3 separate regions of the Mus musculus genome follow, and regions 1 and 3 are each linked to region 2. The links are chromatin loops, found by intact Hi-C in ENCODE. Cell type or tissue: left cerebral cortex. All regions are shown on one strand.

The links. Peaks named below come from ENCODE experiments on the same cell type or tissue, not always from the same donor. Only the 100,000 strongest peaks of a DNase experiment are listed, where the experiment ranks them.
Region 1: a loop joins it to region 2, with 5 times the contacts of the local background. A loop is called at or near these places in 9 of 42 quality-filtered maps.
Region 3: it touches region 2 in a loop (4-fold over the local background); 6 of 42 quality-filtered maps call a loop at or near these places.

The regions. Positions count from the first base shown.
Region 1 is chr13:23,561,949-23,564,448 of GRCm38, forward strand. H3c6 (H3 clustered histone 6) reads right to left here and starts at 437. Exons shown (of 1, transcript NM_178205.3): 1 at 1-437. The coding sequence starts at 417. The coding sequence ends at 7. In left cerebral cortex, a CTCF peak has its summit at 1,374; DNase peaks (open chromatin) are centred at 55, 545, 1,242 and 1,368; H3K4me3 peaks cover 1,476 bases; H3K27ac peaks cover 2,045 bases.
Region 2 is chr13:23,751,301-23,753,800 of GRCm38, forward strand. H2ac4 (H2A clustered histone 4) reads left to right here. Exons shown (of 1, transcript NM_175660.3): 1 at 1-292. The coding sequence ends at 225. H3c2 (H3 clustered histone 2) reads left to right here and starts at 1,045. Exons shown (of 1, transcript NM_178203.3): 1 at 1,045-1,540. The coding sequence starts at 1,080. The coding sequence ends at 1,490. In left cerebral cortex, CTCF peaks have their summits at 165 and 1,013; DNase peaks (open chromatin) are centred at 222 and 961; H3K4me3 peaks cover 667 bases; H3K27ac peaks cover 615 bases.
Region 3 is chr13:23,550,502-23,553,001 of GRCm38, forward strand. H4c6 (H4 clustered histone 6) reads right to left here and starts at 1,167. Exons shown (of 1, transcript NM_175655.3): 1 at 785-1,167. The coding sequence starts at 1,142. The coding sequence ends at 831. In left cerebral cortex, a CTCF peak has its summit at 1,184; a DNase peak (open chromatin) is centred at 1,195; H3K4me3 peaks cover 1,039 bases; H3K27ac peaks cover 1,143 bases.

The DNA of each region.
Region 1 (2,500 bases), 190 kb before region 2:
TGCCTATTAAGCCCGCTCGCCGCGGATACGGCGGGCCAGCTGGATGTCCTTGGGCATGATGGTGACACGCTTGGCGTGGATGGCGCACAGGTTGGTGTCCTCAAACAGACCCACGAGGTAGGCCTCGCTCGCCTCCTGCAGAGCCATGACGGCCGAGCTCTGGAAGCGCAGGTCGGTCTTGAAGTCCTGCGCGATCTCGCGCACCAGGCGCTGGAACGGCAGCTTGCGGATCAGCAGCTCGGTCGACTTCTGGTAGCGCCGGATTTCGCGCAGCGCCACGGTGCCGGGACGGTAGCGGTGAGGCTTCTTCACGCCGCCGGTGGCCGGGGCGCTCTTGCGGGCGGCCTTGGTGGCCAGCTGCTTGCGCGGAGCCTTGCCGCCGGTGGACTTGCGAGCGGTCTGCTTAGTACGAGCCATTGCAGAGGAGGAGAAACGGGAGCAGAGGGCTCGGGCTGCTGCTATTTATGCTGGAAATGCGTCGCTCTGATTGGATTCTGGCCAGCAGCACTCAGGCGTCATTCGGAATTTGCGGAAGTGCATCTGGGGATTGACGATTGGCCGATTCCTGTAGTACGATTTTTGATTGGTAAATAACCAATGGTAATTCCGTCCCCTTAAATAATCAGGTTCTAACTGCTGTTTGGTAAGCCCGGAGACATTTCACAGACGAACGTTACTCGTGTCATCTTCCGGTTGTGAACCTGACTTACTATACACAAAGCATGTTCCCAGAACAAAGTGCTCTAAAATTCTAGTTTAACCATTTTCCTGCCTCTGCCATTATCTATATATGTATGTATATGTATACATATATATATATACACACACACTCATGCACATATTTACACACACACACACACACACACACACACACACACACACACACACACACACACACACATGGAAATTGCTAATGCAGTTTATCTGGCGGCCACTACCTGCCAGGAGCTTTGCTAATTTCTACCTCCAGTTTCCCGGAACCATGCTCCACCTACGAAGCCTTTCCTTGTTTATTATTTTCCTCGGGTTAGTTAGTGTCACGTAAAGGACAAGTGTAGTTTTTAATGTGTTTAAAATGTAAGTTAAATTTCTTTCCAGAGACCAGCACGATCTCTTTGTTTTGTGTTGGAGCAGAGCGAGAAACTACCCGAAAACTCAAGAAAGATGGCGTCGCGGTGTTTCTGAAGATCCTTTGTGTTGACTTGCGGTTCATCTGTGGAGACCTGACGGTCCGAGATAAATAATACTTTGTTCTTGCCCACATGCTAGAACCTTTCTTATTTTCAGGCACAGATGAGTCAGCTTATTTTCAAATTACAGTATGGTCGGTTAATAGCAAGTATAAAACGAATCCACAGGGTACAAAAGTCACCTAGTGGTGGTCAAGCAATCTACACTATCCCTAGTCATTTCTTTTGTCCACAAGGTTTTAGAAATTTGGTCCAATCAGAGTTTAGATCGGTAACTCCTCGTTTGCATAATCCTGCAGTGAAAAATAATGTTGGGAAGAATCCCAATATTTTCCCTTTCATTTTACTAATCTGAAAACAGGAACATGTTGAGATAGGGGATGGGCACCAGATATTTTGAGATGCTCTTAAATAGTTTTCTGTCACAATCTTGTATAAAAAATACACAGGGGAAGTGGAAGAATGAATGCATCATGACCCAATTTCCCAGTTTTCCAACTCTGTTCACTGTGACGATGATTCTCAAGAGAAGACATATATCAATAAATAGCGCATGATTGAGGAGCCCTCATAAGTCAAGACCCGCAGAAGACCTAACTGGACACTTGGGAAGATTCAGTTTGGATTAGGTCATAGTGCTTTTTATGTATACTCCATACAGCCTGTAGTAAATGTTTTCCCTTGATAAATGGGATGCAATTTCTGCAGGTTCAATGTGGGGGATTGTTTTCTGCTTGGAAGCAGGACAAGACAGGGCAAGTGAATGTGACTTTCTGACAGCTGCTGTTTGTTTTTTGTTTTGTTCTTTTTCCTTTTTAAAAATGATGTGTATGGGTTTTACCAGCATGTGTATACATTGCAGCACATGACTTGGAGGCCAGAGGAGGGCCTCAGACCCATCGGGACTGGAGATGGTTGTTTTGGGAACTGAACCCATCTGGAAGGGTAGTAAGTATGTGATCTTAAGGACCTTCTCATCTCCATAGCCCGAACAGCTTTTAGCTTTTAAGTATTTAAATGTAGCTCTAAAAATTATGTCCAAATTTTCTATTTGGACCTTTTACCAGGTCAGATCTAGTGAATTTCAGCAGACAACTGCACCCAAAGCACTCACATGCTATATAGGCTACTATCCAGGTTCTCAGCAAGTTAGAAATTCCCAAGTATAGATAGCTCCTTTGCATACCATACTGAAAATGAAGAACACGGGCAGACTTGACAGGGGAGGTCTCCCGAAGCAAACAGCCTTTACCCAGGACTCCCAGGGTCAAACCTCAATGGCCTGAGTGGGTGGGTGGGCATGTTCTTGC
Region 2 (2,500 bases):
GAGTACCTGACGGCCGAGATCCTGGAGCTGGCGGGCAACGCGGCCCGCGACAACAAGAAGACGCGCATCATCCCGCGCCACCTGCAGCTGGCCATCCGCAACGACGAGGAGCTCAACAAGCTGCTGGGCCGCGTGACCATCGCGCAGGGCGGCGTCCTGCCCAACATCCAGGCCGTGCTGCTGCCCAAGAAGACCGAGAGCCACCACAAGGCCAAGGGGAAGTAATCTGGCGATTGTCTGTACTGCCCAGTTGAAAGTTAACCAAAACAAAGGCTCTTTTCAGAGCCACCCACATCTTTCCATAAAATGAGCTGCCACCTCGTGAAACGTTCTTCCACTACAGTTTTTATACTACATATGAAAAAGTTACGAAGTAGCTTTCAATCTTAGTAAATTGATTTTAATACTGTTAGTCCCTGCGATAAATCTTACGACCTTCCTTAGTTTGAGTCAAAAGTGTGTAAGAGATGAAACCTTTAGAACATACTATATAAATTTTTAGTAGAAATTTGGCACCCAGGTTTGTCATTCACGTCACGATTGTCTAGAGCATAATGGTAGTAAGGGCTAAGGGCCATTAAATCCCACTTCCATAGTTTCGGCAGTATTTTAACTAACATGATCTGCCTGTGTGTATCGGTTTGCAAATATTTGATTTTAGAATTGATAAACTACATTTATTTAAACTAGGTCTTGCAAAGCTCACAAAACCTACTTTAAATTTCTATGTTCACTTGTTTGATTACCTGAATTGAGTTTTCAAAGCTTGAGACAATTTGATGTATGTATGTAAGTAAAATTATGTAAAACTTTCTTATGTAAAATTTCTGTTCACAGGAGTTATATACACTACAGTGTAAAATTAAAGTGATAGCAAAGATGGAGGGGAAGAGAGGCGGAGAGTGTGCATGTTCTGAAAGCTTTTTAACCAGGATTTAGAAGCAGAGGCTGACCAATCCCAACAAAGCGCGGGCCCTTTGAATGTTCTTCGGTCCAATAGCGGATAGTCTGATTGTATAAAAGGTGGACAGCGCCTTGCAGCTCACTATAGTGTCAGTCTATTTTCCCTTGTTAAAGTCATGGCTCGTACTAAGCAGACCGCTCGCAAGTCCACCGGCGGCAAGGCCCCGCGCAAGCAGCTGGCCACCAAGGCCGCCCGCAAGAGCGCCCCGGCCACCGGCGGCGTGAAGAAGCCTCACCGCTACCGTCCCGGCACCGTGGCGCTGCGCGAGATCCGGCGCTACCAGAAGTCGACCGAGCTGCTGATCCGCAAGCTGCCGTTCCAGCGCCTGGTGCGCGAGATCGCGCAGGACTTCAAGACCGACCTGCGCTTCCAGAGCTCGGCCGTCATGGCTCTGCAGGAGGCGAGCGAGGCCTACCTTGTGGGTCTGTTTGAGGACACCAACCTGTGCGCCATCCACGCCAAGCGTGTCACCATCATGCCCAAGGACATCCAGCTCGCCCGCCGCATTCGTGGGGAGAGGGCTTAAACGAAACAAAGTGCAAACTGGAACCCAAAGGCTCTTTTCAGAGCCACCCACAGTTTCTGTAAAAGCAGCTGTTACTTTTCTACTGTCTTGGAAACTTTGTTTTTCAAAGATTTATCTAGTTACAAAGTATACTGTTGCTTTCTTCAGTAGGCATCAGTTCTCACTTCAGTTGTTGCTGGTATTTGAGCTCATGTCCTGGAAACTGCCTTTAAATTAAACAGTAATTTACATATTACAATAAGTGGCCAAAAGTAATGGACTGTCAGGCTTTATGTCATAAGCATTGCCTGTCTTGATTCCTTTTTGGTCTGTTCTTGGGTTTTGTCTTTTTTTGTTTTTGTTTTCGTGCTATATATTTGTGCTCTCTTGTGTAATTTCCACTACAGGTCATATCCAGGTGTCTTTTGTTCACATATTTCTGGTTCCAACACTTGTCTGTCCTGAAGCTTGTGCAATGTTTACTGTTTTTGCTGTTACTCATTGAAATCTAGTACAAAACTTAAAAAATTTTGTTTTCTATGTTTTAATAGATGCTGAAAAGTAGTATTTCAAGTTAAATACAATTTACATTATGCTGGGATATTTCAAGCAATCGTCAGAAATTTTTAGTTTTTGTAAATTTTTTCACTATATTTCTGAACTTTAAACTACAGAGGCCTCTCTACACAACCTCTCACTCCAGACATTGGCTCCCATCCCTTTCCCACTACTTTCTTACATGTAACACTGCCTATATCGGGAATGTGAATAGACAACAAACTACCAAGATTTAACTTGTGGGTGATTCGTGTGGATATATTTTCCAGGGATAATAATAGCAAATACAACAATGACATTAAAACCTGGCTTACAAAATGATAATTTATTTTAAATCACATCTGCACTCCCTGATACTCTTCCATAGATTAAGTGGGGCAGCAGGATCACAAGTTTGAAGTCCCCTTTGTTACAGAATGAGTTCAAAGACAGCCTTGGTAGTTTAGTAAGACCTTGTCTTGATATTAGAAGAG
Region 3 (2,500 bases), 200 kb before region 2:
TTTTATTTTTGTACAAAAGAGATGAAAACTATTTAAAATTGCTTAAAAAACACTGCAGGGGAAAAGATAACTCATCATTAAAATAATTTGAAAAGGACCCAGAAAGCATACAGAAGAATGAGAAAAACAGGATGTGTGCCAGGAAGCATGTAATCTTGATATTGCTAAGTTAGGAATATAGGGTCACTAGTGTGCTTTTGGGCCCATCATTTTGACTGCGGGAGTGGTTGTGATCTCATGTATAGCAGGAGCTGTAAATTTGGAAGTCAACAAGCCATTTAGTAGTCGAATCCTTCTCAATGTGGAAAGCCTGGCTCATAGCAGGGTAACAAGTCTAAGTTGCTAAGTAATAAGGCCACTTAAAAAATATGAACCAGTCTGTTAACTAGTAATGGAGTTTTCCCTCTGGAGCAACGTTGTCAGGAAGAGCTGGCAGCCTTGAGCTTTAGCCCAGAAGTGAAACGTTAGGGTTGTAATCAAGGATACAGGGGAAAGAGCACACAGGTTAAAACAGCTCTTTAGGCCTAAGAATTTTGTTCATCATCTCTTCAAAAGTATCTTTTGCCCTTTGTATTTAGCACCTTCAAGGGAATAAGACTCAGCTTAAGCACTGGGAGAAAGCAGTAGACCTTGTCTGGATTTGATGTGTTATAATTACTACAAACTACTGGGGAAGCACTTTCATTGCCTAGATTTACCTTTTGAAAAGTCTCAGCCGCCATTTTGAACTTTAGGGACAGAACAATTACAAGTCGAGAAATGCAAACAGCTTTTTATGACAAAGTGGGTGGCCCTGAAAAGGGCCTTTGAGAAAGAAGCTCCAGGTGAGCTTAACCGCCGAATCCGTAGAGGGTGCGGCCCTGGCGCTTGAGCGCGTAGACCACGTCCATGGCGGTGACGGTCTTGCGCTTGGCGTGCTCCGTGTAGGTGACGGCGTCGCGGATCACGTTCTCCAGGAACACCTTCAGCACACCGCGGGTTTCCTCGTAGATGAGACCGGAGATGCGCTTCACTCCTCCGCGCCGGGCCAGGCGGCGGATGGCGGGCTTGGTGATGCCCTGGATGTTATCGCGAAGAACCTTACGGTGGCGCTTAGCGCCGCCTTTGCCCAGGCCTTTTCCTCCCTTACCACGACCAGACATGGCTATGGAGCACTGAGTTGAAATTCCTTAAGCGCCCTCTACAGCTGGTATATATATGGCGAATGCGGACCTTTTAGAGGACTGAAAAGGCGCGGGCGGGAAGGTGATTCTGTATCCGCCCCTCTAACTCACTGGCTGAATCCTATTGCTAGGCGGAAGGCACAGCCCCTGTGGCGAGGGGAATATGAGTTTTCCGCTTTTCTCTTGGAGTTCTTAGTCACTAGTTTGTGTCCTTCAGGAGCGTACTTGTAGGTTCTGACAACCGATAGTTTATAATTCTCCCAGCCACTCATCATTTTTAAAAAGGAGGTTGTTATCCATACACTTATCTACAAAACCGGATATAGTACAGTAAGGTTATCTTTTAGGTGGAAGATTTACGAAAATGTAACTTCTAAAATTTTGCAAGCATTATTAAATCTCACTTATGAAGCTCTTTGCATTTCTCAGAGGCTTGCACATAGCTCTGTTTTCAAGTCTACAAAGGGCACTAGTATTGATTGAATATATACTGCTTCCCTTTTTTTTTTTTTTTTTCTCGAGACAGGGTTTCTCTGTGTAGCCCTGGCTGTCCTGGCACTCACTCTGTAGACCAGGCTGGCCTGGAAAGATGGAGACTTGCTCAGAGTTGAAGATCTAATCTTTTTAATAAACGCTATTGTTGCTGGGGAGGACTTTTGTGTTTCATGACCGGTAGCCACCGTTTTCTTTTTAGCCTCTGTAGTACTGGTTTGAGCCCCATCCTTGTGTAGAGAGAGGCCATCTTGAAGATGTGCTTTGGCTATTGCTTGTGTGAGACGTTTCTATGATAATGGTAGAGAAACAAACAAACAAACAAAAAACCCAAAAAAACAAAAAAACAAAAGTAACTACCATGTACTCAGGATGTGCTTATCCCAATTACCCCACAGAACTTTTCTATGCTTCTTTCCAGAAAATCACCAGTCCTCACCCCACTCACTCTGTACATACCAGAATGCCAAAACTAGTGTGAGTACAGTGGGGTTAAATAGCACAGTGGATTCCTCTCCCCCACCCAAGGAACTCAAAGGTCACTTAAGGGAAACTAAGTTCAGGCTGTGAAGTGTGACATGACATCAGCTCAGCATATTCCTTCCTGCTGCCTAGTAAGTACCCCAGTGAAGCAGCCATATCCCAATTGCATTGACCTTGCCCTGAAACTTGTTGAGCACAGTTTCAGTTATCTAGACTGTAGATGGGGATGTATTTGCACATTGGAGAATGGGCTTTTCTAAAAAATCGAGGACTTAGAATACTCCTCAAGTATGCAAGATGCTATTTAGCTTCCACACACAGTTAAAAGGTGTTACAGAGGGGAGAGAGAAGTGGGAGGGGGG